Linked DNA regions of Mus musculus: regions 1 and 2 are each linked to region 3. Evidence: chromatin loops called from intact Hi-C (ENCODE). Cell type or tissue: heart. All regions are shown on one strand. Links, peaks and the distances in the headings refer to the core of each region. The heading gives the core; the rest is flanking DNA.

What was found. A loop is a pair of places that touch in the nucleus more often than their neighbours do. Peaks named below come from ENCODE experiments on the same cell type or tissue, not always from the same donor. Only the 100,000 strongest peaks of a DNase experiment are listed, where the experiment ranks them.
Region 1: a loop joins it to region 3, with 8 times the contacts of the local background. A loop is called at or near these places in 17 of 42 quality-filtered maps.
Region 2: it touches region 3 in a loop (2.3-fold over the local background); 6 of 42 quality-filtered maps call a loop at or near these places.

Annotation. Positions count from the first base shown.
Region 1 is chr4:139,081,497-139,091,511 of GRCm38, reverse strand. Nbl1 (NBL1, DAN family BMP antagonist) reads left to right here. Exons shown (of 4, transcript NM_008675.2): 2 at 5,864-6,058; 3 at 6,160-6,271; 4 at 7,910-9,220. The coding sequence starts at 5,892. The coding sequence ends at 8,167. Among named protein-coding and RNA genes, the nearest start is that of Nbl1, 6.5 kb to the left of the region's middle. In heart, for the core only: a CTCF peak has its summit at 5,281 (motif pointing left); DNase peaks (open chromatin) are centred at 5,241 and 6,003; H3K27me3 peaks cover 3,254 bases.
Region 2 is chr4:139,282,493-139,292,507 of GRCm38, reverse strand. It overlaps Capzb (capping protein (actin filament) muscle Z-line, beta), which reads right to left. Exons shown (of 9, transcript NM_009798.4): 7 at 5,414-5,479; 8 at 4,676-4,752; 9 at 688-1,505. The coding sequence ends at 1,418. Among named protein-coding and RNA genes, the nearest start is that of Slc66a1, 23 kb to the left of the region's middle. In heart, for the core only: CTCF peaks have their summits at 3,293 (motif pointing left) and 4,842 (motif pointing right); DNase peaks (open chromatin) are centred at 3,317, 3,554, 4,817, 6,077 and 2 weaker places.
Region 3 is chr4:139,332,441-139,342,455 of GRCm38, reverse strand. No RefSeq gene overlaps it. Among named protein-coding and RNA genes, the nearest start is that of Mrto4, 15 kb to the left of the region's middle. In heart, for the core only: a CTCF peak has its summit at 5,168 (motif pointing right); a DNase peak (open chromatin) is centred at 5,175; H3K4me3 peaks cover 743 bases; H3K27ac peaks cover 1,615 bases; H3K27me3 peaks cover 1,959 bases.

The DNA of each region.
Region 1 (10,015 bases), core at 2,208-7,207, 250 kb after region 3:
AGAGGTACAGCCTCCTTAAAGTGAAATTTCAGCTCCTTCCTCCTACTGGCAACCCCAGGGGTCGGAGGCTGCGGGGTGGGCAGGGTTGTTGGTGAAGTCTGAGGGGAACTTCTGTTGAGCAGATGTGTAGCTCTGCCCTGCAGCCGGTAGTTAGCATACATTTGTTTTGGAGACTTTTTCTGGTCTATGGGCATCAAGGGTCTGTGGGGCCTGACTGTTTGCATAGGGATACCCAGAGCTGGGCGGTGGAGCTGCCTGGCCCTAGGAGGTAGGCCTGGATGGCATGAGACAGACCCTGGCTATCAACCCACCGCACAGTTTGTTCAGGCGTCGCCCTGGAGCTGAAGGAAGGAAAGCCACCCTGTGGTGCTCCTGGGGTCATGGAATCCTTGTGGCCTCAAGCAGCACACTGGAGCCAGACTCTCCCCAAGGGACTCTACTAAGCCAGATGTTCCCAGGCTATGCCGACGTCTATTTCACAGGTGGTAAGTAAGTGTGAGGCTTACAGAGGTGAAGTACAGGTCACTGACACGGTCGATATGAACAGCCCTGCCCCTACGACACTCATTCCAGGATACCGCTCTCCCTCCGCACCCAGGAATCCAGAGCCGAGCCCGACCAGTGTGAGCTGGACCTCGGGCCTTTACACTGCTTTGCCCACTCCCCAGCAGCGGTTTTTCAGTTGATCCATTCAAGGAAGTCCCTGTACCCATTCCAAGACCTGGAGGGTTGCCCCACCCTGCTGATCCCCAAGCCCAGGGCAGCGGCCACAAGCACCACACCCTCTCCACCAGCCGCATGCGCAGTGGGCACCAGGCATAGCCTGTTTTCTCGGCAGCTAGATCTAGAGGGGCTGTACTTCCAGGGGTAGAGTTTGGTGAGGTCTTGCCTCAGCTCCTGCCCTGGCAAGTAGGTGTGTTGGTGACACTTGGCAGCTTGTGAAACCGTTCCCAGCCATCCTGCTGCTTGCTTAAGTTCCAACTCAAGGTATCCACTAAATCCCTATCACTTGGCAGATGCTTCCCGGATTGAGAAACACCAAGGATTAAACCGGATCTGGAGGGAGGAACAGAGGCTAAGATGGATAAGAGGCCCGGGGTGAGGGCAAGCCTTTACTCATGGTGACTTCCTGAAGCTGTAACCCCACAGTGACAACCCTATACACACTCTTCAGTTTAACGCTTACAGCTGACTGGGGCAGTGGCCTCTACTGTTCCCATATTACAGATGAGAAAACCGAGACACATAAACCTTCAGGTGGTTGAGCTGAGATCTGAACCTGAGAGGTAGTTGTGGAGAGTGGAGGAGAGACTGTGTGTGTGCGTGTGTTGTAAGCCTGGGTGTGTGTACAACCTACCTTGAAAATCCTTGTGGGAATTGAATGGTCCTGATTTTTCATATTAAGCAAAAGAGGAAATGAGGGGCCAGGCATTCAGTGTTTTATGACTTTAATCCTAGCACTTGGGAGGCAGAGGCAGGCAGTTCTCTGTGGGTTCAAGGCCAGCCTGGCCTACATAATGAGTTCTAGGACAGCCGGAGCCACAAAGTGAGACCCTGTCTTGAAATTAATAATAATAATAATAATAATAATAATAATAATAATAATAATAATAATAGGGGATGGGGGCAATTATTCCCTCCACATTTCAAGTCACCCCTTTGCTGTACAAAAGGCTTTTGTGAGTGTTATTGGCGGTAGTTAAGTCCTTGAGAGCTAAGTCCCATCTTGCTACAGGCATTAGAACCCAGTCGTGTGACCAAGGGGACGCTGTCAGTCATGACATTAAGAGGCCTTCTTTTTCTGGGAATGGTGTGTGTCTGTGTGTGTGTGTGCACTCGCGAGTGCACATGTGGGTATAGCTCCTGGCTGGACCTCAGAGTCATGTGGGGAACACAGATAGACAGCCTGTTCAGGCCATACCCCTGAACGGATTGAATGGTCTTTGGTGTTTTGATTCTGCAGGCTAGGCCCCGGGCTTCTATCTCCCTGGTGAGTGTCAGGGCAGCTGCAAGAGTCTGGCAGGTGTGCTGAGAGCTCAGCCCTGTGTGTTCACAGCTCCGCCCCTGGCATTCCTGAAGGGCCCTGTCAGTCAAGGGAAGCTACCACAGTGCTCTCTGCCCCCTTCCTGCCTGGGAGAGATGGGCAAGTCTCTTCTCGACCTGTGTGAGATGCATGGGTCACCCTGTGGGGGCTTCCTTTCTGCATGAGTGCCAATTCAGGGAAGGCAAGGTGCTCCCTGTGGGGAGCTAGAAAGAAAGCCTACCCCTGTCAGAATCTAGAACCCTGGGAGAGTCACTAGAAATATCCGCCCCATCCCTGGGTCTGAGGTGTGGCACCTGTGTAAAGTCCACCTGCGCTAAAGATGGCACTGAACTACAGGCGGGACACTCCCCTCCCACACCCAGATCCCAGGAACCAGGTTCGCTGTGACCATATGCTCATCTTTGGGGCTCTCACTCTTGTCTATGGAGCCAGGTTTCAGATGAAGCAGTGGCCGAGCACCAGAGTTCTGACAGGGAGAGGAGGGTTCTATCCCAGCTCCCCGCTCCCTGGACACCTCTCTCCCCATTTCCCCTTCTCTCATTTCCGTGAGCCTTCTACCCGCACCCACCTGCCCGGTAACTGCCAGCCCACCTGATTTGCTCAGGATCAAGCCTTGGCTTTTCCTACTGTCAGGACATAAAAGCTCACACAAATTCCAGCTGCCCTGCTCCCTACACCCCATGTATTCCTGTTCTTCATGTAGAAACAGCGGCTGCATTAGACCCGCATGTTATCCCCTCTTCTGGTCTTTGTTTTAGCAATCAGGAGATTCCTCCCTCAACCTCCACCAGTACCCATCTGTAACCCTCTGTTCAGCCCAGAATTATGGCCTTCCACCCCCCTCACTCAGCCACATGTCTGCATTTCCCCTGTGGGTAAATGTAGGGCCCTCGGGCTCTACCCTTGAGATTCTCTCTCACCTTCCTCGAAGGTACCCAGAAAGGGAGTGTCAGCTACAGGGAATGAAACGGCCCACAAGAGGACATGGCTCTTCTCTGGTGCTGGAAGTGTCTTGGGACAAGCTCTGCAGAGCCTGGGTGTTGATTGGACAGATGACTGACTGACTCCGGTCCTGCCCTGGCTCTCTGGCACTCTGTGTGACCTTCAGGGTGGAAGCTATGAGAAGCTGGGTGAGGCTCTGAGGGCCCAGGAAGGGAGAGTCTAACCACTGTGTAGACAGACACGAGCCACTGAGTTGCTGGTTGAGAACATAAACAAGTGAAATGAACAGAAGATGCGGTGGTAGGCAGGTGGAGGGCACCATGGTCTCTGGGTAGGGTGTGAGCGGTAGAGGAGGGGCTTTCCTAATGGCAAATTTTGCCTTCCTTCCCACATTGCCCAGCTTTACTCATGGTCCTGGAAAGTGAGGGTGGTGGTGGGTGCTGGATGCTGGTTACTGAATGGGTGCTGGGTGCTGAGTGCTGGATGTTGGATACTGGGTGCTGGATGCTGAGTGTTGGATACTGGGTGCTGGATGCTGAGTGTTGGATACTAGGTGCTGAATGCTGGGAGTTGGATGTTGGGTATTGGATACTGGGTGCTAGATGCTGGGTCCTGGGTATTGGATGTTGAATGCTGGGTGCTGGGTGTTAGATGCTGGCTGCTGGGTGTTGAATGTTGGGTATTGTATAATGGGTGCTGGATGCTGGGTACTGTCCTAGGAACATGCCAGCTCTGGGAAGGAGCAGTGTTTCTCCTTTACACAGGGAAGTAGGCTGTGAGAGATGAAGTCTTTCTTACAGCCACACAGCTCTTAGGCTGCAGAATCTGAACACTGAGAACTCCAGGGACAGCGGGCTGGTCTACTGGTGTTCTGGCTGCTGTCCTGGGGAGGTCAAGGGTGATCCCAGTGTTCTGCTGCCAGGCCCTGGTCAGGGTGTGGTGGGTTGGGGCATACCACTCTTCTGAAGGGTATGGCTAATCCTAGTTCCCCATGGGCCATCTGAAAAGGAAGACTCGTTTCTCCTTAACTTCTGCCAGCTCTAACAACAGAGACTGCTCTCTGGGCCAGGGACACTGCAAATGTCCCCTTATCCTGTCTCCAGGTAGCTTTGTGGTCAACCTCCAGGCTGATCTTCACTTTAGCCAGTCCCCATGTTGTGGCAGCCTTAAGCCTCACCCTCTCCGAGTTCTGGGTCCAAGTCAGACTCCCAAATCCATCTTGACTGCTGTTGAGACTCAGCTCAAACCTCAAACCTAACTCCTACTGAGACTTTTGCTTCCCTTCCTACCTGGGTCTTACTCACTTCCTGCCTGTCATGAGCAAGAAAGTGTCACAGAGTCAGGTGACACAGCAGGGACTTTCTGATGCCTAGAGAGGCTAGCCCCGCACAGGGAGGGCCCTGGAGTTCTGGTCTTTTTCTATGGGTTCTGGACCGCTTTAGAAGGCCAAGGTCATACATTGGCTCAGGTTAGTTCCTGGGAGTGGGAGGAGGGGGATGCAGGGGCTCTATCGGGAGCAGGAGGCTGATGCTGTTGAGTTGCAGTTAAGGAGTCCAGTCAGTTCCTTTAGGGTGTGCTTGCTCTAAGAATATAGGTTTGCTGTAGATCTTGTTGGTGAGTTTGGATTGTGCAGATCACAGCAGAAACTTATTGGGGTTCCACTCCCTCAGTGCCCCTGGATTCTCACTGTCCCCTCCATAGATACTTTTCAAAATACCTGCTTCCCCACTCCTGGTACCTGGCTTACAGAGGACTAGAGGAATACATCCCTGCTCCTCTGCCCCACAGGCAAGCGCATCCAGGCCCCTCTGGGGACTGAACTAAGACACAGTTCCCAACTGAGCTGGGTATAGTCCCTGGCTGAGTCTATCCGAACCACCCTGGGAAAGCGTGAATCTTATCGCAGCTGGCAGCTTTCACACTGTAAGTCCCCAGGGAATTCTGAGACACTATCAGGTGTGAAAGTGCCATTTATTTTACAGGTGGAGGACAGGTAGAGAGGAACTGAGACTTGAAGATGGAGGGTCACAAAGCACTAGACAGACAGATCCATCCCTTTCTTCAGTGTCCTGTCTCAGAGGGGTCAGGGGGATGGAGCCTTTGGAAGCACTTTCCTTGGTATAGGTCTCTCTGAACTCCCCCGTCCACTATTTCTGAGGTGTGTGTGGGGTGGGGTAGGGGATTGGGTGAAGCCTACAGAAGATAAAGTTGGGGAAGGTGGCAGAAGTCCCCCTCTGAGTGTTTCCTTTAAACACAGACTTCTGTCCTGCAGCGCCATCTAGTGGCTGACTGGGAAATTTAGTGTTTTACTCCTGAAGCAGAGAACTCTGTAAATAGTCTGGGGATAATGATGTGTGCTACACCCTGGTGGAGAATCATAAGAAGAAACATATCTGAGTGGTATAGAGTTGAGTATCGATGTCTTTTTAGGAGGCATGGACAATAGCCAGCCGTCTCTAAGGCTGTAATCAAAGGATTACTTCGGGTTTATAATTTGAGGGATTCGATCCAGAGCCGTCGTGCAAGCTAGGCAGACACTGTACCACTGAGGGGCATTCCCAGTCTGACATTAGTAACTATCCTACTGAGGACCGTTCAGTCTCCCCAGCGCTGGCAGGTGCGATGCTACATATAGCTGCTTCTGACGTTTAGAGAGGTCTGAGGTGTATTTGGAGCTGGCCATAGGGTAGGTGGGATCAGGAGAATTAGGAGTGCAAAATCATCCTTGGGTACAGACTTAATTGAAGGTCAGCCTGGGCTACATGTGCAGATCTGACTTTGACTCTTGGGATCAGAGTCCATGTTTGGAAGGCACCTCTGCTCCTGAGCACCTAACCTCCGAGGCTATACTGCACCTCACCTGCCACCTGTGTTTAGTTCCAGGGCTCCGGAGGTGACGGGCACAATGCTTTGGGTCCTGGTGGGGGCCGTCCTCCCTGTCATGTTGCTGGCTGCCCCGCCACCTATCAACAAGCTGGCCCTGTTTCCGGACAAGAGTGCCTGGTGTGAAGCCAAGAACATCACGCAGATTGTGGGCCACAGCGGCTGTGAGGCCAAGTCTATCCAGAACAGGTGGGCTCTGCAGGGAGGAGGAGGGTGAGGACAGGGACCGAGGGAGCCTTGAAGACTTCCCATCCCTGGAGATCGGGGCTCAGTGACATCTCCTCCCACAGGGCGTGCCTAGGACAATGCTTCAGTTACAGCGTCCCCAACACCTTCCCGCAGTCCACAGAGTCCCTGGTGCACTGTGACTCCTGCATGCCGGCCCAGTCCATGTGGGAGATTGTGAGTACAGCTGCCCAATCCCCGAACTGTAGCAGCAGGACTTGGATACTTACCGTGCGTGCAGGCTGCAGAGTTCTACTGCTGGGGATACGCATGGGGTCCTTGCTCCAGGGCTTTTCAGTCTGACACCAACCTGTAGAAGATTCTAGATACGTCTGAGGCTCCACCCATGTCACAGACATCACAGTTCTTCAGTCTCCACACACTGTTACCAGAATCTATGCCTTTCTCTGCCCCACTCAGCCCTATTGGTTGGGCTCACCAGTTTCCTGGCATTATCTTAGAACCTGCCACCTCTTCAACAGCTTAACACGTACCAAACTCACCTCACATTAGCCCTTTTACCTGCTCTGTTCTTTCCACCCCAGGATCTTTGCATATGATCTTTGCTTTGCTCTGAACTGCCACCCCTCCACCTTCCCCCTTTCTTCAGCTAGTTAACTTCTACTGGTTCGTGGCTCTTGGCTCAAGTATTATTTCCTCAGGGCACTCTTTCAAACCCTCTGACCCAGTCAAGTTGTGCCATAGGCTCTCAAGCCCTGTGTGCCTTTGCTTTGGGCAGTTGTCACATGAACAGTTTTCCCAACATATCAGACACCTGAGCTCCACCTACACCTGTGCCCCACCTGCACCTGTGCCCCACCTGCACCTGTGCCCGCGGTCATGGAGTAGATGCTCTGTAGAAGAAAGGAGGGGGAGGGAGGAAGACAGTTGGAAACAACTCTACAAGGCAAGAGTTGGGGTGCTAAGGGGGTTGCTATAAAGTAAGCCTCACTGTGTCGGGAGCTTGGGATGGAGCTCAGACCCAAAAGTTGCCCAGAAGTTAATTGTGCAGAGTTTGGAATCAGTGGGAGGATGGGTTGAGCCAGAACTTTCTATGAAGAAGGAAGGACATCAGCCAAGTCTCTGGGGGCAGATCAGGCAGTTAGAGTTACTGTTGGTGCACCAGGGTCTGGCATGGTGAGGTCAGCCAGGACCAGCCTGAAGGTCCTGAAGACCTGAGAAGAGCACAGTGTGTGTGTGTGCGTGTGTGTGTGTGTGTGTGTGTGTGTGTGAGAGAGAGAGAGAGAGAGAGAGAGGGAGAGAGAGAGAGAGAGAGAGAGAGAGAGAGAGAGAGAGAGAGAGAGAGAGAGAGAGAGAGAGAGAGAATTTACACCCACTCCTATGCCCGGGGGAATGGGTAGGAGGGGTAGGGCTGTGTGTAAGAAGATGAGAGAGGGGGCTGGAGAGATGGCTCAGTGGTTAAGAGCACTGGCTGCTCTTCCAGAGGTGCTAAGTTCAATTCCCAGCAACCACATGGTGGCTCACAACCGTCTGTAATGGGATCTGATGCCCTCTCCTGGTGTGTCTGAAGACAGTGACAGTGTACTCACCACATGTAAAATAATCTTTCTTAAAAAGTACATTAAAAGAAGAGATAGAGGAGGAGAAGGGAGAGAAGGAGGAGGAGGGGGAGGAGGAGGAAGAGGAGCCCTTGCAGGGGCTCAGTCCCCTCGTGCCCCTCCAGATGGGTTCACAGAGCACACTGGGCTGTTGCAGGGTGGATTTTTGGTTCCCAAAGATGTGTTGTTATTCCTGGGGTCTCTCCACTGCCCAGACTTCAGGAAACATCCCTTTTCTTCCTCCTGCTCCTCCCAGGTGACCTTGGAGTGCCCTGGCCACGAGGAGGTGCCCAGGGTGGACAAGCTGGTAGAGAAGATTGTACACTGCAGCTGCCAGGCTTGCGGCAAGGAGCCCAGTCACGAGGGCCTGAACGTCTATGTGCAGGGTGAAGACAGCCCGGGCTCCCAGCCTGGACCACACTCCCATGCCCATCCCCACCCTGGGGGCCAGACCCCTGAGCCCGAAGAGCCTCCTGGAGCCCCTCAGGTTGAGGAAGAGGGGGCTGAGGACTGAGGGCCCCCAACTCTTCCTCCCCTCTTGTTCCCTGTGGAATGTCGGTCCCACCCTCCAGGGAAGAGGGAGGGGATAGGCAGAAGCCCCCCTCCCCCTTTGGCACTGGATGGACTTGGAATGCTGCCTGGTTGTCATGGAGATCTGAAGGGAGGGGCTGGAGCCAAGCTGCACAATTTAATATATGCAAGATGGGGGAGGAAGCAGACAGACATCCGCAGGACTTTTCTTTTGGAAGGTGAAGTGTGGTCTTTCCTTTCGGCCTTCTAGAGAGATGAGCCCCCCACCCCCACCCGGGATAGAGAGGAAATGGGCTGAGCTGCTGAGGATGAGTGAGATCCTCAAACAGGGCAGGCCCAGGCCAGGACCCACACAACTGATGGGGGCAGGATCCCCAGTGATGGGTCCAGAGTGGGAATCAAGTCCTTTGCTGAAGGACCTATGTGGGAAGACCGCTTGCAGAGGTCGGAAGCTCCAGTCCCATAGGTTTCCCTAACGACCTCCCTCACTCCCCAGTGCCAGGGAAGTAACCCCTTCAATGGAGTGGCTTAGGAGTCAGGCTGGGGCAGGACCCTGCTGACTCAAGTGCCAGAGTGTCACTGAAGAAGAAAGAAGATCCCTCCCATCTCTCCCTCTGGAGATCTTAGCTCTCTGCTCCCCGTGTTCTGGACCCTTTAGGGAAGTAGCTGCAGCCAGCCCTGCTGTCTTTGGGGCCGGTCTTTCTGAAAGAGGTGATGGTCCATCTCCATCACCTGGGACCATAGTGGACAGGAGGCCCCTGCATAGGGCCCCCACTGACCTCAGCTTTCTCTAGCTCCCTAGTCTAGCCACTCCTCCTTCCCAGCTGCACTTTAACCCTAGGGCAGGGCAGGTGGCAAGGAAGGGCCCTCTGTCCCCTGATATGCTGGTACCATTGTTTGTGTCCAGGGGATGCCAGCTCACCTCCCTGGGGGTGCCCCGGCCCGTGGCTGTTCGACGAGAGCCTTAGAGCTTGTAACTAGTAGCCATCTCCCCTGGACCCGAGTGTTTTCATGAATAAATACCTTCAATGCCTCTATTCTCTTCCTCGTGGACTGGCTCTCTGAATCCAAGCTGGTTGTGGGCCCAGGGATGGAGGCTGGGTTTGGTCTGGGCAGTGCGGGTCACCTCCTCTCTTGGGTTTGTGTCTGCATTTCTGCCTTGCTTACACGTGGCTGGACCTAGCCAACTAGATCTGGACACTTGATCCCTTGGGATCTCTCTCGCCATCTCTTTGCTCTCAGTGACCCAGCATGAGCCTTGGTACTTGTCACCAGCCTGGGCCAAGCCCCAGAAAAAGATGAAACAGATGAACCCCCAAATCAACGATTACAAATGAATATAAGGTTGTACCCATGCGCTAGAAAGTTCGCACAGAATAGATCATCTTACCCAGCCATTTGGATCCTGTCCTTTTTTTTTTTTTTGCTTGGTGCAGAGAACTTAGTCATCTCTCCAGGGCCATCTTGTTAAATGCCACCAAGAATCAACCCCAGACAATCTGGGCCAGCATCCATGCCAAGTTTGGCATGAGCATTCATTCAGCAGCTTGCAGTGGAACTCGCTCCTTTTCTCTTCAGAGTGCTCTCCATTTAGGCTGTGGGTGTCAACTTGACCCGCAGCAGCTCACAGGTCTCCCGATGTCACTTCAACGTGGCAGTCACCGGCATCACCAGCAATGAATTTGCTCCTAGAGGTCCCCAGCGCTGTACCTCTGAAGCCCCGTGCCTCGGGTCTGAGAGCTGTCTTGCCAGCAGCTGTCTTTCTCTAGGGAGCTTCTTAGCTTGTGGAAAGATAATTCACGGAGACAGTGGGGAGACATGCAGTGGAGAG
Region 2 (10,015 bases), core at 2,395-7,394, 49 kb after region 3:
CTAAGGGTGCCATGTGCTAGTGGAGTGCTTGGTAACTCTCACCCCACATCTCTCTTGCTTATGTTCTGTGTGTGTGCGCACACGCACGTGCCAGTCAGTTCTCTCCTCTGTGGGTTCCAGGGACTGAACTCAAGCCATTAGGCTTGGTGGCAAGCACCCTTACCCACTAGGCAGTATCTTGCTTGGCCCAGTCTCTAATTTTTGTATTGAAGACAGTCTCACTATGTAGGTCAAGCAGGCCTGGGTGTTACTATAAAGATGAGACTGGCCTTGAATTGGTGCCAACCCTCCTGTTACTTCCTGGTGCTGTAGTTTCAGTGTATGCTGACATGCCTAGTTTTCTTTTTTAGTTGAGACAATGTATGGCTGTGTAGGCCAGGCCAGGCCAGCCTCGAACTCAGTCCTTCTGCCTCAGCTTCAATGTTGCTATTGCGGTGTGAGTCATGACATCTGGCCTGCTCACTCTTCCATCTCCCATGGAGTCTGTACTTCACATACAATAAGAGAAACCAGGACTAAGTCGGGGACATCACCAACATGGGGTGGCAAGCATGCAGCCATCACACTCAGGGGAGATGACTAATGAGGCCGGAAGGGTTCAGCAGGTACTGGGCCCTCCTTCAGTCCCCAGGGAAGGCTATGCACGTCTGGAGAGAGGCAGGTGAGCAAGAACGTACAGCCAGCGCCGATTGTGTCCCAGTTTCTTTTTATTTATTTTTTTGTTCTTTTTTTTCCTTTTTTTTTTTTTTTAAGTATGGAGGCTCAAGTAGAAGATGTAGATTTTTTTGTCTGTTTAAGCTTTACAAAAAAAAACCAAAATAAAACAAAAAACTCCTTTTGCATTCCATAAAAATTGACAGAAAAGCACCTGGCCTGAAGAGCAGCCGGTCGCCAGCCCCACCCCACCCCAGCATGGTCTCCTTGGGACAAGGGTCCACCTGTGCAGGACAGTGCTGAGGACATCACTCCTTCCTCCACTGCTGTCCCCTGTCCCCAGCCCTGACTCCAAGCAACTCCCACACACACACGGATCAGATCTCCAGTTTCTTCTCTCACACACCAGTTAGTTCATAAAATTTTTTGTTTTACATTTTTTACACCAATGTAACAAAAAGATGGAGGGAGCGGTGTCAGACAGTGTATCTGTGCCTATAAATGGGCAAGGGAAGGAAGGGGGACAGGCGAACAAAACCACACGGTCTCTATGGAAACGTCGTGGGAAGCAGGCCTTGGAGCCAGAGGAGGGTGGTTATCGGACTTTATTTTGGGGGAGAGATGGCGCTGCGTGGTCGATGCAAACTGTTATGTGACCTGTCAGGGCGGGAAAGGAAGAGGGAAAAGGAGCAGAAAACGAGTTTTCTAAAGAAAGGAACCTAACGAGTGCATGGCGTGTCCGGTTAGCGTGAAGCAGAGGTCTTCAACACTGCTGCTTTCTCTTCAAGGCCTCCACCAGGTCGTTCTTAAGCGCTTCTTGCTTTGATTTGTCTGCAAACGTCTGCACAGACCTGCGGGGGAGGAGAGAAGACATCAGCAGGCACAAGGGTGAGAGCGAGGTGGCCGGGGCCACTGTGGGGTGCCAGGCTGCAGTCTGTCCTGGAGAGCAGGAAGGGGAGCCCAGGCCTGCACCTCAGTACCTTGCTGCCATCATGGACAGAGGTCATCTCTGCCCAGGCTGTGGGTGACCCGGCCTTTAGGTCCATGGATGGCGATGCAGGCCGCAAACTGTTGGGAGCTTTCAGAAACCACGCAGCCTGGGCCTTTGCCCTCACACCTATTGCCCCTTTGCTAGCAGAGAGGTGAAGGCTCTGGATAGTGAGGACCTTTTAATGAAGTATCTACCCCACCCTCTCTACCTGCAGCAGAGGCTGGCTCCTTACCCTGAAAAACCAGGTGTAGCAACCCCTCTTCCCTACCAAATTCGTAGGAACCTGCCTCTGCATGGCTGAGCCATGGGATCAAGACAAGAGCTTCCGCTGCGTGTGAGTGCAGCTGGCTGCAAACCCAGCCTGGCGGTGGAGCCCTGCACGCCTGCATTCTAAAAGGCAGTCGTTGGAGAGGGACACTCTGGGCCTGCTGTTGCCCACTGGGTTGGTAGGGAAGCAGCTAAGGCTTGGAAACTGTTACAATGTACCAAGTGCTTGGCACACACATCTCAGTCCTCAGAAGCCCTCAGGGTGGGTCCTCATTAAGCTGATTTCCAGACCAGGCAAGGAAGCAGAGCTGGAGAGGTCCCGATGGTTCCTTTCACGACACATCGGTTAGTTGAGAGCATACTAAACTATATGCAGCAACTGTTGAGGGCTCATAAGCGGTGGAAGAGGCAGGGCACATGCTCCGGCAAGCGGCTCAAGTTCACAGTGAGAGCTCTATCGGAAGTCCATCCTCCCTGCTGAAGTGGGGGGAGGTGAGGCGGATGGGACAGAGAGAGACGGTGGAAGTGCCTGAGGAGTCTTCAAGATGGTGAGGACAGGACCTGAGCTGAGACGCCACTGATGATGTGTGAGCTGCTGCCACTCAAGGATCCCTTTGTCCTCTCTGGGGCTCAGGATCTCAGGCTAGCCTAACAGTGAGGAATGGCATGCGGGCTCAGGCAGAGCTGGGGTCAGGCCAAGGAGGGGGCACATGTGGCTGACGGGCTGGACTCCCCTCAGGGCACCTCCAGCTGGTCTGCTAGGGATGGCAGGAGTATCCCTTAGAAGGGTTTTCTCCAGTGAGAGGCCTGGAGATGCCATCCAGGCTAGAACTGCAGTCTGCTTTGGACCTGAAGTCAGCACATGGCTCAGACCACTGTGGGAGGGGAGTCCCCAGCTTGGAGCCGCAGTGTAAATCCCAAGGTCCTTGCCTGGGCTGGGCCTTTGGTGTTCAGCCCTGGGGCCTGTGGGTCCTACGAGCCTTGGTTTAAAGCCTCCCCCTGAGATGCTGGCTATATCTGTATCTGTCTTTGTCATAAGCCAAGTCATGGTTGTTGGTCATTGTCAACAAGCAGGATTGTTTCCCTTCCCATCAGCATGGCCTGCTGGGACAGCTGCAGCTCATTAAGGGAGGGTGTGGGCACAGAGGGCCCAGCAGTGGCCAGCCTGGAAGAGTGTTGGCCCGGCTTAGGGGGAGCGCTCAGTCACTCACAGAAAATAAGAGGGAGACCACCTGGGATGTAGCTTGGGGACTGTAAGGTTCTTGGTAGAGGAGGCGGGAGGATCTGGCTGTGCTGTGAGACCTGAGTGAGCGAGCCAGCAGAAGGCAGGGCACACAGCCCTTGCTCCTTGAGCCAGTGGAGTGGGTGCACCTAGCACCCTCTGCTGGAGAGGCGGAGATAGTGCCACGGATTGAGCTTCATCAGGAGCAAGAGCTCAAACCTGGCTTTTGCCCAGAGTGCAGAGCACACACACCACACACGCGTTCACACTACGTGGGGCTGAGACTATGCGTTAATGTGGCTGCCCAGCAGCTGTGAGCAGACACAGGTTAGTGGCAGGGTCTCAGCAGGTTGGTGAGTCCTGTTTAGTGGGGAGGCCTCACGCCCTTCAGACAGGATACCTGGGTCGGCTCAATTATCAGGCTGGATGTAGACCTGGCGCTGGGTCAGCACTTGAGAAAGTTCCCTCTGCAACTGCTTAAACTTGTGGTTGTCGGGGATAGCATCAAGAGATCTACAGAGAGTGTTCAGAGAGGGTGAAGCCACAGCAAGAGAGCAACAGCAATGCCGAACAAGAACCTGGCAGCCGTGGGCAAAGGCAGAGACAGGAGAAGGCCACCACGACACTGGAACTGACTGCACACCACAACCACAGTTGGCAGTGGCCCCGGTCTTTAGGGGTTCACACCCGACCCCACACAGGCTCAGATGTTCCTCGTGTTTTCCTCATTACTGGGAATGGAGGAGTCTGGCCTGGCAGGAGAGGGTGCATTTGGTGCCACAGGACCCAGTGTCAGGCCTGACAGATCAGATACTCAGGACCACTGGGGACCAGGAGGGGCTGTCTTACCTAAATAATGCTGCTGGGTGAACTCACAAGTTACACCCCGCCTTTCTGTTGGGTGCATTAAATTCTGGGCCAGGGAATGACATCAGAAGACTGGGCCCCACAGAGTCACAACAGAGCTGGACTGCAGAGCCCTCCCAACCCTGCTCTCCTAACCCTGTCGGCACCCTGCCTCCCGGATGGGACAAGGCCACCGAGAAAGGAGTGGGGAAAGAGGAAAGAGCTCAGACAGGATCCTGGCCACATGACTCCAAGGCCAGTGCTATCTCAGTCCCTCCTCAGTTACTTCCCCTCTCCCCAGCTGGGTCCTGCCTCCCACTCCCACTCCACTGGAGCCAGAGGCCAGTGAGTCCTGCCTGCTTCTGCAAAACACAGAGCACTAGACAGCGGCAGGAGCTTTCAAATGGAACCTCAGGCCAGGCTGCTCAGCTCTCTTCAGTGTCTTGAGATCTGTGTGGGGGCCTCCCAAACCCAACTCCAAAGGGCCTGGGCACATTCTGTAGCCAGCCCGTGGCCAGCTCCACCATGCAGGTATCAAAGCTTGCTGTGGTCAGTGAGCCCAGAGACCAGACCTGGTAGAGGTCATAGAAAGTGCTGAGCCAATTTCTGAGCCTTTCAAACTGCAACTGTGAAGCCATCCCTGACCTCAGCTCGCTAAGGAGTCTGGGACTGCAGCCCCAGGTTTGGCACATTACCTCAGCCCGTTGACGATGTCCTTTGTTTTTCCAAAGTAGATCTCATTCAGCGTGCTTCGGATTTTGTTTTCCATGTCCTGGGAAGGGAGGTGAGTCAGTGGAGCCAGCCCACAGGAAACAAGGCCCACACCCACCTGCAACCTCTCAGCCTGCAGTCCCTGCCTTGGCCACAGGGTGGAGCTGTGGGGCCACTCCCCTGTGTTGAGAGCCAATGCCAGGCTGCCAGAACCCCACCTATAATTTGTGTTTTGGGTCTTTCTTATCCTTAGGCATGGAGGAAGCCAGCACCTAGGGGCTGATGGCCAATTCTGACCACTGCCGGGAGTGGGTCTAAACCACATCACCAGAGCACTGCCTGGCCACCATCTCTGTGAACAGTTCTGTGAAACCAGAGAACATGTCTCCAGTCCAAACAACACCTCGCTCTTCCAAACGGGACGTGGTGACAGGCGAGACTGCAGCAGCCACAAGTGAAGCTGCTCCAAGGCCCCTGGTGTTCCAACGATCTGTTTGCACCCCGAGTTCATCACTGTTCACACACAGCGATCAGGGGAAACAAGGCCGAGCAGAGGCGCTGGGGTGGGTGGGCCTGGAGCCCGGCTTCACTTGCTTCCAAGTCAGAAGAAAACTCAGAAAACTGTAGGCAGGGCGGGAACGGGAACAGCTGCAGCACAGGGAGGCAGTGGAGAGCAGGCAGGCCTGTGCGGCACTGGGGCAGGGTGAACCTGGACCACTCACCTCCACCAGGCGCCCGATGTTGGCTATGTGTGGGGAACAGTCACTCACAGTTTCGTCTTTCTCCATCTGCAGAGATACATTGTTTAGTCAGAGAAAGCTGCAGCTTCAGAAAGCAGCCTGACACCACCAACTGACCAACACACCTGCCCTCCAGTCCTCTGCCCCAGGTGGCTGACCCTGTGTGTCACGGTCCTCTGGCAGCTGGTGGCTCTGTGGAGCTGTTGTTATAAGGCCACTTTTCTAGCACCAATGACTTAAGTGTTGGGTTGTAAACAGCCTGGCCAGCAGACCTGAAGTCCTACCATTTCTAGGCATGGCCTGCTGATGCCGCTCTGAGGATGGGCCTCCCACCTAGCTCCTAGGGCCACAACAGGGAGGGCAAAGGCCACCCTGGCCATCACTTTGGCCTTGCCTATCTTTACATCACTCCTGCAGCCACAGGTAGAAACTGCTACTCAGATTCGGGTGTGGCCTGGTTTGGCATTGGAATCCTCCCATATCCCATCATTGCCACATCTTGACTGGCTAGCCCAGTAATGGCAGCCATGGACCCTGTCAGCTAACACCTGGCTAGGAGGGACTCCCAGGCCCTATCCAGCATCCCCACCACTCCAAAGTCAGGAGCTAGCGGTGCAGGGGAATGTGAGACTCCTGGGTTATAAGGCACGAGGCCAACAGCCAGCTCAGCGCATGAACGGAGGAGCTGGCAGGGAGATAAGGGGACCTGCTGCTGGGTTCTGGTTTTCCTATGGTGAGCTTTACCTCCCTGACAAGGGTGCAACAGAGAGAAGAGAGCAGCCCACCTTCAGATTCACAGGGAACCAGGAGAGTACTGAGTATTTAGAAGCTAAACATGGGGGCTGAAGGCTCAGTGGTTAGGAACACAGGCTGCTCTTCCAGAGAACTGGGATTCAATTCCTGGAACCCACATGATGGCGTGTAAATGTCAGTAACTTCAATCCCTTCCTCCTGGATGGGACAAGGACTAGTGAAGCCAGGCTGTATGTAGGGGGAATCCCAGGACGCCAGCAGGGCTGAGTGGCCTGTCACTGCATATGGCAGAGTGGCCCAATAGGTTCTAACAGACAGGCACCTGCTTATACTACAGTTAGCGCTGGACCACTGGGGAACAGTGGGGTGATCATTTAGCACCGTGCTGTAAGCTGAGAATCTAGTTAAGAGTAATAGGCTGGACCCAAGGGCCTCCCAGAGCCACATGACTCTGCAGAACAGAGTTCTGGTACTGGCAAGGGATTTGACTAAGAGCTGCTGAAAGGAGGTGGTGATGCAGGCCTGTGAGAGCCATCGGTACCTTGGTCCCCGAGTCTAGCTCCTGAACTTTGCCGGGCATCCTTTGGCTAGAGGGTCTCCGGAAGTCTTAGACTGTGAAGACACACAGCTGGGGAGCACACCTCAGAGAAAGGACAGGGCTTCTCACCCAAAGGAGTTCTTAGAAACCAACATCCCACATGGACCCCGTGTCCAGCTTCAAGACTGCTCAGAGCTGCTCCAGTGGGGGGTTCTGATCAGTGACCTGCACCCCTCCAGATCAGACTCTCTCAGTCCTCTACTTTATGCAGAGGGAGATTCTTGCCTCTACATGGGAAGGGATGAAGGCTTTGAGGTCTCTCAAGGGCCATTTTAGTGAGTGGTGGCAGCCTGGGGTGAGCACAGCTTGAGGGGTGAAGGGCTCTTCCCACCAGGCAGGTGAGAGCGACTCAGTGCCTCGCCACATGCTTGTGCTTCTGAATCAAGAGCCACCTTCCAGCAGGGAAAGGCCGGAATCCTAGACCCTCAAAGGAATAGTGTGTGTGTGTGTGTGTGTGTGTGTGTGTGTGTGTGTGTGTGTGTAAGGGGGGGGGGTGGACTCCTCAGGAGCACACAGCGGTCCTCAAAGCTCAAGCTCCCAGCTCACGCGGGCAGTTTCCGTAGCCCCCTTGCCGTCCCCACGGCAGGCCTCCGTCCTCCCACACCTGGCTGGGGTCAGCTCGCTGGCAGCGCTGGCCCACCAAAGCCAGAACTGTTTTTGCAGTGCATATATCATTACACCCTCGTAAAAGAAGCTGCCAGAAGGAAAACATTTTGATGTTCTGTGGCGGCACAGATGTTCCCCACGGTGGTTCCTACGGAGTCTGGAGTCGGGGACCAGCTCGCCTGTCTCCATCAAGACTCTTTCCTCTCTCTGGCTGAGATGGGGAAGAGGCAAGCAAAGCAAGGGCTTGAATGTGGCAGCTGTGGGCCTCAAGGGGGGGCAGACGGTTTCCCACTGCCACAAGTGTCTTTCCTCGCCGGCCAGCAGCGAGGTGGCTGCTTCGAGCTCATGCCCAGGTGCAAAGGGCCCTGCTCACCTTGGCATCTATGTCCTTGCCTGTGCTGCATGCTAAGCTAATGAACATACACGCGATGCCAGCGCATGCTTAGCAGCACACAGCCCTTGTTAAAGCATGCACTGTGCCCAAGTATGCCCAGCTTGCGCCATCGACGCGAGGCTGTCAGGCCAGGATTAACCTTGCCACCTAGCCAGATACAGTGCTCACACAGCGCCCACCCTAGGAAGGAGGAGTGCCCGACTGAGCTGGACCTGAGGAGGCCTCTTGGGCTAAGGAGAGAATCAGATTAGCATGGAGTCGATAGAGCACACAGAACTTTAGAAAGCGTAAGGTCTGGGGCTGGAGAGATGGCTCAGTGGTTAAGGGCATTAACTGCTCTTCCGAAGGTCCTGAGTTCAAATCCCAACAACCACATGGTGGCTCACAACCATCCGTAATGAGATCTGACGCCCTCTTCTGGAGTGTCTGAAGACAGCTACAGTGTACTTAGATATAATAGTAAATAAATTAAAAAAAAAACATTAAAGAAAAAAAGCATAAAGTCTGTCTGCTCACATGGCCATGGAAGGACAGGGCTACAGCCTGGACCACGTTCTGGAGGAGTCTGAAGGCAGCTTTCCTTTTTTTCTTTTCTTTTGGTTTTTCAAGACAGGGTTTCTCTGTGTAGCCTTGGCTGTCCTCAAACTTAGAAATCTGCCTGTCTCTGCCTCCCAAGTGCTGGGATTAAAGGCGTGTGCCACTAGGCCCAGCTTGACAGTTTTCCTTGAGACAACCTCACTGGGGGTGGGGTGGATATTAGATATGTCTGCCAGGAGAGCCAAGGAAAAACCACAACTCAGGGTTCTCAGGTTCTGGGAAGGATCCAGTTCGACCTCTTCCGCCCTCTGGCGGCCCAGCGCCCCTGCCTTCCACAGCCAGGGCAGGCCTGTGGGTGGTGGTCTCATGTCAGCTTTTCCTGAGCCAGGTCATCTTAGATACAGCATGGAGATGGCACCATCCTGACCACCCCAGACACCTCAGCCCTACGCTAAAGGTCTGCCCCAGCCTTCATTCCCACTACCTGCAAGTAAAGGCCACGAGTTTGTCTTCTTTCAGAAAATATCTTGCATGGCCTAACTGCCAAGCCCAGGTCAGGGAGGCCTTTCCCGTCAGGAACCATGGCAAAGACCAGCTGGCGGCTGGGCTTTTCCTGAAGACCCAGGGGTGCTGTGGCTGCTGGGGGAGGTCTTCTTGCAAATGGCCAGCAAGCCCAATCTCCTCACTCCATCACCTCATCACCCCACCTTTGTGTCTAAATATTTAGAGTCTGAAAAGAAAATGAAGCGAACATCTGTAGCCCTGCCCCGGATGGGAGTCTTTGGATCTCTTTCCAGAGATTTACGATCAGCCTCATTCCCACGTCTCTGCAGTCACAGGCGAGGTGACCTCTCTAGGCAGCTTCCTCTTCCTAGCTAGGACTTGGCTTGCTGCTCATTTTCATTTGCTCCCAGCCTTCCCACTGGGGCCTCAGTGGCAGCCTGCCAGGGGCACCTTCTGCCACCCCCTCACGTGTGGAAGCTGGAATGAGCTCCCCAGAAGGCCTCGCTGCTGTTCCCATCACCTCCAGAAGACTATCTCCCATCTAGCGGATGTCCCCAAGAGACAGCTCTGAGTGGAGGCAACAAAAGGAAACAGTAAAGGGGAAGACAATGCTCTCAGGAGGGTGTCCTGAGCAGCTGGGGCCATTTATCACCATGACAGGTGCCACCAAGAAGGGTTCTCAACTCCCTCAATGTATTCTCAGAAGCCATATAAGGAAAACAGGACAAGAAGCAAACCAAACCTGCACTACTGCTGGGACGGGGCCCCTGAGAACAGCCCCTGGCCTTCTGTCCATGGGGCCTGGGAAACTGGGAACTGAGCAAAGGCCCTGGGGTCAGGCTGGGGAAGAACAGCACTGGGGACATGCGGACCTGCTCATCCTTGATGAGGCATGCTCCTCACAGTTGGACAGCATGGTGTGCAGGTCAGTGCTGGGCACCATGGGCCTGGTGAGAATGTCCTTCCTGATACCGTCGAGTGAGGATGGGTGACAGAAGAAGGAAACCCTTTGCCTACCGATTGCCAAAACTGTGTTGCGTGTGTGTGATCACTCCCAAGTTGATGTCACCCAAACTCTGACCCAGAGAGTGTATGGAAGAAAGGGCACTGTATTAGACACATGTGGGTTCAAATCCCGGATCTGGTACTCTGGTTCTAGTCAGTTGTGTAATGGCACGAGAGGGCCTCAGTT
Region 3 (10,015 bases), core at 3,093-8,092:
GTCAGGTAAACTAGTGCTAACATGGTTCACCATCCTGGGAGATGAAACTGAGCCAGAGAAGACATAGTCTCAGCAGTTGGCCTCTGTCACTTCTACACCTCCACCTCCTCTCATTGGACCTCACAGCAGAGGCTGAGCAGCCAGGACCAGCTGGGCCACCTTGAGCTGGGAATAATGGTACATCCACCACAGGACAGCTGAGATCATACTGGGGGCAGTGATGCCATGGGTACACTTCAGAGCCTTCTCCACCAAGGCGATGGCATTGAAGTGAATGGTTGGGAAGGATGACGTTGGGGTCAGTATCTTGAGGGCCACTAGAGGGTGACCCAACCCCTGTATCCTTGAGGTAGCCTATGTCCTCAGACAGCGATACACCCAAAGTATCAGAACATACAGGTCGCCAGGCTTCTTGCCAGGCCAGGGAGGAACACGGGACAAGAATCCTGGCATTTTACATGCTCTGATCAAACATTAACAATACAGCTCCAGGGGCTGGAGAGATGGCTCAGTGGTTAAGAGCACTGACTGCTCTTCCAGAGGTCCTGAGTTCAATTCCCAGCAACCACATAGTGGCTCACAATCATCTGTCATGAGATCTGATGCCCTCTTAGGTGACCACAGAACTGTACTTGTGAGCTCTGGGTCACACAAAAGCCTGGGTGGAGCCCTGGGCACCAGTCCAGCTTCTGTGGCCTTGGCTGAGCCTCCTCCCTTCCCTATACTCACTGATCCGCTTACTGAAGGAGAGAACACTCCCTGCCAGCCTGTCTCCGTGACTTGATCCAAGAACTAAGCATGCTGTGTAGACTAAAGGGGGTGACCATGGTGAAGGCCACCAGGCCTTGATTCCCCAGACAGTGTGTGAACTTGAGGACAACTGTTCAAGGCCACAGTTTCTACTCCCAGGCAGTAGGATCACAGACTGTAGTAGAGAAGGCTATATGGAGGGGGGTTTCTGTCATTGCTGTTTTGCTTTGAGGTGCCTGCCGGGCATTAAATGCAAGGCCTTGTGCACGCTCGACAAGTGTTCTAGCAGTAAGCAACACAGTTCCAACAGATAGGGCTTGAGTCAAGCGGGGTACACAAGGAAAGCTAATATATACTGCTTGCTGCTTATAATATATACTGCTTGCTGCTTATAATATATACTGCTTGCTGCTTATAATATATACTGCTTGCTGCTTATAATATATACTGCTTGCTGCTTATAATATATACTGCTTGCTGCTTACACCTTTGGTCTTTTCAACACCACCAGCACTGGACCCTCAAGCAGGAGCTGGCTTCCTGGGCCTTTCCTTCCCAGACAGAGAATACAAAAAACAAATGTATCAGCTTATGCTCAGAAATGAGCCCTGGGGACACGGCAACTGAGGTGGCAGAGGGGAAGGAAGTGAAAGAATTTCACAATGTCTGGGTACAGGGACACACACATCTAATCCAACCTCTCAGGAGGCTGAAGCAGAAGGATGACAAATTGCAGGCTAGTCTGGCTCAAACTCTGCCTCAAATAACAAACAAAAAGGTCGCTAAGAGCTGGGCATGGTGGCGCTCGCCTTTAATCCCAGCACTTGGGAGGCAGAGGCAGGTGGATTTCTGAGTCTGAGGCCAGCCTGGTCTACAGAGTGAGTTCCAGGACAGCCAGGGCTACATAGAGAAACCCTGTCTCGAAAAACCAAAACAAACAAACAACAAAACAAAAACAAAAACAAAACTTGAACTGGGTGGTGGTGTGTAGCACATGCTTTTAATCCCAGCATCTGGAAAACAGAGGCAGGTGTCTATGAGTTTGAGGCCAGCCTGGTCTACAGGACAAGTTCCAGGATAGCCATGGCTATACAGAGAAACCTTGTCATGAAAGAGAGAAAGACAGAGAAGAGAGAGAGAAAGAGAGAGTGAATGAAACCACTGAGCCTGCTCTCTGTCTTCAGACACACCAGAAGAGGGCATCAGATCCCATTACAGATGGTTGGGAGCCACCATGTGCTTGCTGGGAATTGAACTCAGGACCTCTGGAGGAGCAGTCAGTGGTCTTAACTGCTGAGCTATCTCTCCAGCCCTTGGTGTTTGTTTGTTTGTTTGTTTGTTTGTTTGTTTGTTTGTTTGTTTGAGTCAGTGCTTTTTCTTGTAGCCCTGCCTGTCCTGGAACTCACTCTATAGACCAGGCTGGTCTCAGACTCACAGATATCCACCTCCCTCTGCCTCCTGAGTGCTGGGATTAAAGGCATTCACCACCAAACAGCTTTTAGAACCTGTTTCTCAGTCATGAGTACTGGAGTTTGGGTCACAGCAGTCACGCTGCATAGCACACATTAGCTGTAACTCCAGCTCCAAGAGATCCAACTCCCTCTCCTGGCCTCTGTGTATCCCCCACCCCCAGCACGCACACACACATACTCATGCTCGTGTGCATACTCACACAGAAACACAGAGAAATAAACCTCTTGGATCGTTTGTTTCTGAGATACGATCTTGATCTGAAGCCTTGGCTGGCCTCAAGCTCATGCAGATCCACCTCCTTTTGCCTCCCAAGTGCGGAGACTAGCATACCACATCTTTTAAGGAAAAAACAACTTTGCATGCTCAGTCAAAGCACTGCCATTCACTCTCCATAGCAGGCTGGAGTCCAAGGTAAGGCATTTTAGGCAGTGTTTATGGTATTGAGTGATGTGGTTAAAGATCCAGACTGCCTTAGGTGGATCTCTGTGCATTTGAGGCTACATCTGTGCATCTGGTGGACATTGTGAGTTCCCAGACAGCCAGAACTAGATAGCAAGACCCGGTCTTAATAATTAATAATAATAATAAAATATCTAATAAGATCTGGACAATCAGCCGGCCGTGGTGGTGCACGCCTTTAATCCCAGCACTTGGGAGGCCGGCCTGGTCTACAGAGTGAGTTCCAGGACAGCTGGGGCTACACAGAGAAACCCTTTCTCGGGGAAAAAAAAAAAAAAAAGATATATGAGCCAGGTTGGAAAGATGGATCAGTGGATAAGAGCATTGACTGCTCTTCCAGAGCCACATGGTGGCTCACATCCATCTGTAATGGGATCTGATGCCTTCTACTGGTGTGTCTGAAGAGTAACAGTGGACTCGCATATGTAAAATAAATAAATAAGAAAGAAAGAAAGAGAGAGAGAGAGAGAGAGAGAAAGAAAGAAAGAAAGAAAGAAAGAAAGAAAGAAAGAAAGAAAGAAAGAAAGAAAGAAAGAAAGAAAGAAAGGAAGGAAGGAAGGAAGGGAAAGAAAGAAAGAAAGAAAGAAAGAAAGAAAGAAAGAAAGAAAGAAAGAAAGAAAGAAAGAAAGAAAGAAAGAAAGAAAGAAAGGAAGGAAGGAAGGAAGGAAGGAAGGAAGAAAGAAAAAAGAAAGAAAGAAAGAAAGAAAGAAAGAAAGAAAGAAAGAAAGAAAGAAAGAAAGAGAGAAAGAAAGAAAGAAAGAAAGGAAGGAAGAAAGAAAGAATATGAGTCTTTTATTGGCCAGTGACCAAGAATGAGTTCATGACTCAGACTTATAAAAGCTCAGACTTACAGTGTTTTTTCAAAGCAAAGACCATAATTTAATTCCAAGTTAAATGAGGGTCAGAGTAACCTTGAAACACTCATTTCTGGCAGAACATAACTTTTTTTTTCATATTATTTCAGACATTATGTGACAGCTATCTTTTTTATTTGTAACTTCTTGAGTTAATTTTAAGTTTATATATACAATAATTATTTTGGTTAATATATGTGGGCCATCTACAACATCATGGAAAGCTCAAATGTGTTGCCAGGCAACATTACTGTTGAGGGGGAAGAAGGTTGAGAACCATCTAAGCTACAGGTGCTCTTGGGTGGCCACCCCTTTAGGGATGCTGACAGACCCTTTCATGGGGGTCACCTATCAGATATCCTGCTTATCAGATATTTACATTCATTTCAGTAGCAAAATTACAGGTATAGAGTAGGAATAAAAATAATTTGAGGGTAGGGGGTCACCACAACATTAGGAAGGGTGAGAACCACTGCAGGTCGTCTACGAATGGTTTAGCCCCAGGTTCCACACACGAACGTGCGTTCAACGTGACTGGCGAGAGGGCGGCCCCCTTTCCGGCCGCACCCCGTTTCCCAAGACGAACGGCTCTCCGCACCGGACCCCGGTCCCGACGCCAGGCGGGGGGAGACCCTGCGCCACCGCTGGGAGGACGCGGGGACGGACAGGGACCCGGCTATCAGAGGCCAACCGAGGCTCCTTCGGCGCCGCTGTATAGTTCCGCCGAGGCGGGATTCTGACTTAGAGGCGTTCAGTCATAATCCCACAGATGGTAGCTTCGACCCATTGGCTCCTCAGCCAAGCACATACACCAAATGTCTAAGCAAACACAAAATGGAATCAGGAAAAGATTTACCTTACTCACTGGGTCCTTAACCCAGGACTAGGCAAGCATCCAATCAGCTAAGCTATAATCCAAACCCTATTTTGACATTTGAAACAGTCTTGTTCTATGGGCTTGGCAGACCTGTTGTCCCTATGTTGCCCAGAACAGCCTTGAACTTTAGTCAATTCTCCTCCTCTGTTTCTGGAGTGCCGGAATCACAGGGGTAGACCACCACACCATGTGCTATTTGGTCCGTGCTGGTCTACTGCTTGCTATATAACCCCACTGACTTTGAACTACTGGCAAACTTCCTGCCTCAGCCTCCAGAGTACAGGGATTGCAAGCAAGAACCACCGCCCTGACTTCAACTGTCTTTTTAAAGGGTTAATGGTGAGAAAATCTTATCCATTTATCCCCACGTCTTGTTACAGTCTTCATTTGGTGTAAATTCTAAGTCCCTACTGCATAAATGTTCTTAAAGATGCCTGGAGTGAACGTTTGCTTCTTGAGATTCGCTCCACCCTCGATTCTCTGAACAGTCTAAACTACCTGAGTTTGAGGGAAACTTCTCCTGGATTAATAAAAGTCAAGGCCAATTGACCTTCTCTGCTATCCTTCCACAGGGACCCTGACTAGAGCTCCCAGCAAACCTCAATTCAGAGATAGCTCCCCAGGGTTCACCCCACCTGCTAAACTCCTTCTAGGAGGGTACAGAGAGCCCAGGGCAGCTGAATGGGCCAGAGAGAGGCAGGAAGCTAGAGGTGTCTGCAACTTCCGACCTAGCGCATGACACCTGCCACCGACCTCCAGGTGGCGCTGTTGTAGAGGGTTCTCAGTTCTGCAGAAGTTTTGTGTACAGGCCAGCTTTCCTGCCCTTTCTCTGCGAGCCCTGTCTCCTGTGGGAGTGACAGCAGCCAGCTACTGGCTTTAGTTTTCATAGTCTTCATCTTTCTCCTAGGAGTAGATACTGACGCGGACCCTACCTACCCGCCACTGTGTGGGGGTCATGGAGACAGGGAGCAGCTTGGATGCAGCCTGCAGGGCGGTGTCAGTGCGCGCCTTCCTGCAGCGCGGCCACACGAAGATAGACACCGCCTCCGGGTATGCAGACGGTCAGTCCGAGGCCATCCTACGCGGCCCTGGGGATTGGGCTGGACTGCAGCGGCTGCAAAGGTAACGGTCATGCCTGTCACCCACCCCCAGTGATCAGAGCTGATTCTTCCCCAGTACAGCTTCTTCCGGCTCCTGGGGCTGTGATCGCACCTTGTCCTCCCAAGCTTGAGAACCACAAGCTCCTCGGGCTGACTTTACACAATTCTGCGGTTTCCACCCTTCCAGAAAAGTGGCCCAGGACCCTCTCACAATAGACCAACCCTGGCTCCGCCAAATTCCATATGGCCAGCCTATGTCTAGAGCATTGAGAACACTGGGAATCTCGAACTGTGTAGACTCTCCCCAACTAGTCCCTAGCAGGTGCGTGCCTCTGAACCCTCATCTGATGGGTTCCCTGGGGTTTTTTGTTTTGTTTGTTTGTTTGTTTTATTATATGTAAGTACACTGTAGTTGTCTTCAGACACACCAGAAGAGGGCGTCAGATCTCACTACAGGTGGTTGTGAGCTACCATGTCGTTGCTGGGATTTGAATTCGGGACCTTGAGAATAGCAGTCAGTGCTCTTAACCACTGAGCCATCTCGCCAGCCTGGGTTCCCTGTTTTTACAGTCAGCAGAACCCCAGCACATCCCCAGCAAGACTTTGGATCCCCTCCACCTCCTCCTCCTCCTCCTCCTCCTCTTCCTCCTCCTTCTTCTTCTTGTTTTTTTTTTTTTAAGGTTTTTTTTTTTTTTTTTTGGTTTTTCAAGACAGGATTTCTCTGTGGTGGTGCATGCCTTTAATCTCAGCACTTAGGAGGCAGAGGCAGGCAGATTTCTGAGTTCGAGGCCAGCCTGGTCTACAGAGTGAGTTCCAAGACAGCCAGGGATACACAGAGAAACCCTGTCTCGGAAAAAAAACAAAAAACAAAAACAACAACCCTTTGTAAGATCCATGTGTGACACTGTCCATAAAGATAGGTTCTGCAGCTGGGCAGTATGCCATATACCTTTAATCTCACCACTGAGAGTGAGTTCCAGGACAGCCAGCCAGAACTACACAGAGAAACTCTATCTCAAAAAGCAAAACAAAACCAAAAACAGGTAGGTTCTGTAGCTTTCTTGGTTGACTGAGGAAAAGGAGGCTGAAAGAGGGGCCAGTGTAGTCCCCATCACACAGATAACACAGTGTTCACCAGCCTAGAATGCACATCTGCTCCCAGGCTTCTTGGCAGATAACAGGTTATACGTTTCTTTTCTAGAATGAACACCCCTGTGTGCTAGCAATTCGGCTTCTCCTAAGTGCTTATCAGGAGCACAAGGCTCTCTGTGCCTCCCACAGTAGCTTGAGTCTCTGTGCCAGACTCCAAGAGAAGCCACGTGAGTGACAACACTAGTCCACTTGACGAAGCGCCTTCCGCATTGGCTGGGGAGCTCAGAGGGGGCACACTTCAGGGCTTAGATGCTGAAGAAAGCCGCTCCCTGAAAGAGACCAAAAACACCTGTAGGAGCCAGGTGTGCAGGTGCTTCCAGCTGCTGAGGCAGGGGGATTCTGCGTTCTAAGCAAAGAGGAAGAGTAGGGGGAGGAGGAGGAAAGGCAGAGGGAAATCTAAGAAAAACTCTGGAGGGCTTGGAGACAGGGACAAAGGCAACAAAATTTCGCAATACTGGATGTCACCCCTTAAAACTGGGGACAATAGGTGTCAGGGAGAGCAAGGAATGGTCTTCAACAGACATATGCCATCTGAAATGTTTGCATGTATAGGAAGGTTCAAAACTGTTGCCGGGTGCTCAGCACTAATTTATTTGTTTATTTCACACTTATTTATTTAGTGTATCTGAGTGCATGTGCACAGGCCACAATGTGCAAAGGTCAAAGCCTGCCTCCATCTTAGGCTTAAAAGCCATCTTAGAGTAAGGACAAACTAGGCTCATTCCTGTTTATGATTAAACCTCTGTTTCACAAGAATTGGACTATTCTACCCTCCTCAGAGGAGAACAGTAGGGGGAGGGGCTGTGCACAAAGGGGCTGGGGCGCGGGGGGGGGGGGGGGGGGGCGGGGGGGGGCTGCGATCCAGATGGAAAGTGAATAAGTAACAAACTTAATGGAGAAAGGCAAATAAAGGATGGAAGATAACTGGTGCAGATCTTTTGAAGTTGATTATGTACTTCATGGCTCAGCAAGGTCCTCGATTGATATTTATTTACATAAAGTCAACAACAATGACTCGGCAAAGTCTCACTGGGTGGCGCACACCTTTAATCCCAGCACTGGGGAGGCAGAGACAGGCAGAGAGTTCGAGGCCAGCCTGGTCTACAAAGTGAGTTCCAGGACAGTGAGGGCTACACAGAGAAACCCTCAAAAAAGAAACCAAAAAAAACCAAATAAACAAAAAAACGTTAGTGGAAGTGTTTCTGGCAAACTCATTCTTTTGCGTCTTGTTCCTTTTTTTTGTTTGTTTTGTTTTGTTTGTTTGTTTTGGTTTTTCGAGACAGGTTTCTCTGTATAGCTCTGGTTGTCTTGGAACTCACTTTGTAGACCAGGCTGGCCTCCAACTCAGAAATCTGCCTGCCTCTGCCTCCTAAGTGCTGGGATTAAAGGCGTGTGCCACCACGCCCGGCTGTTCCATTATTTTCAACGAGGGCTCGCTGCACAGACAAGGCTAGCTTCAAATATACAGAGATCTGCCTGCCTCAGTCTCAAGGGCTAGGGCATTTTCCTGGTTTTAATCAAAGGAAAGAAAAACCTGTGTTCACACAAACCCCAATACACACTCAGGTTTAGAGTGCTTTTTTAATCTGCATGCGCCAGAACATAGAAATAGCCTAAAAGTCCTTCAACCCAACAAATTAACATTGTGTTAAACTGGAGACTTCTCAGTGTTAAACTGAGAAAAACCAAGTCCACAACTGTCTGATTAAAACAAGCTTTATTTCGGGGTGTACTCAGGACTGGCCAGTCTGGTAGCCTCTCCCTAAATCAGGATTTGAGAGGGCAGTCCCTGCTGGCCTCTTGAAGTCCTTTTTATAGGAGAGATTGCGTTGGCTGTCACACATTGTTAGATACAATGAAAGTAGAGGAACAGGGTAAGGATATACATCACGGGAACAGGCTGCCAGGTTTAGTGTAGGTTGAAAAAGAGTTTTTCAGTTTAGATGGGATCTAAGAAACAGGAACGCGTTCTTAATTACAACTAGAAATCGTAACTTGCAAGGATTTTAACATGGACTAACAGAAACTTATTCTTTAAGGACAAACAGACACCTTAACCTGTACAGGACAAAGCAGTTACTCTTAACTGGGTGGAGGGATTTGTAAAAGTGGGACTAGTAGGAGAGGAGGGATGGGGGAGGAGGGAATGGAAGTATAAACTGAATAAGTAAGTATATGAGGGCTGGCGAGGTGGCTCAGCAGGTAAGAGCACTGACTGTTCTTCTGAGTGTTCTGAGTTCAAATCCCAGCAACCACATGGTTGCGCACAACAACCTGTAATGAGATCTGATGACTTTTTCTGCTGTCTGAAGACAGCCACGGCGTACTTATATATAAAAATAAATAAATATTTAAAAAATAAGTAAATGAATACATACATACATACATACATACATACTGTGGTGTTTGCCTTTTGCTTGAACTTGGAAACTATTACCCCAGTACTAATCAAAGGTGTCTTCCATCGGATTCATGAAGACAAAGCAAAGCTTTGGGAAGTTCATTTTATACATCCTTAGGCATGGCTCAGCGGTTCTCAGTGCCTGCTGCAGGATCATAAAGATGAACACTCACATCCTAACATCGTATAACCGGCTGGGTGTCTGATGTATGCCTGTAAGCCCAGCTCTGAAGGGTACACAAACAGGATCACAGTGGGGCTTGCGGGCTGTCAGCATCCCTGAAAAGCATGATGCACAGATTCAGGGAGAGACTCTGTCTCAAAGAAATAGTTAGGGAGAAATCAAGGAGGGCACAGATAACCTCTGCTGGCCTCTGCACCTGTGCGCACACGTTTACCTATGCACACACATTTGCCTGTGCACACCCGTGTGCGTGCACACACACAGACACGATATTTTAATAAATACTTTAACTTTAGTTTTGAACACACCTATTTGGTTCTGCAATGAATACACACACGGTTGTGTGGGCACAGCAGAGGCGTCCCTGCCACTAGTAGCTATGGCCTTGACTAAATTACTCAGTTTTTCACACCCTTACCAACTGTAAATAGGAGTAAAAGTGACAGGTTACAGAGAAGTCCCTAGAATTGTTCAGGCTGAGCTGACAATGGACAGCATAAGTAGTTAGTGGACAATGACACAGGGGATAACTGAACAGCAAGACACAGGAGGTACACTGGCTTTAATATCCATGAGCAGAAGGCCCTGTGTGGAGCCACACCTGCCACCCCAGGTACCAGAGCATTGGGTCTGGGGCAGAGGACACAGGAAAAGAGAAAAGGCCACAGACCACAAGCAAAGCGGCCCTGAGGGAACCCCACGTGGAGAAGTCTTGACTTTAGACTGGGGGCTGTAGTCCAGAGCTCTATGGTCACCATAAGGTGT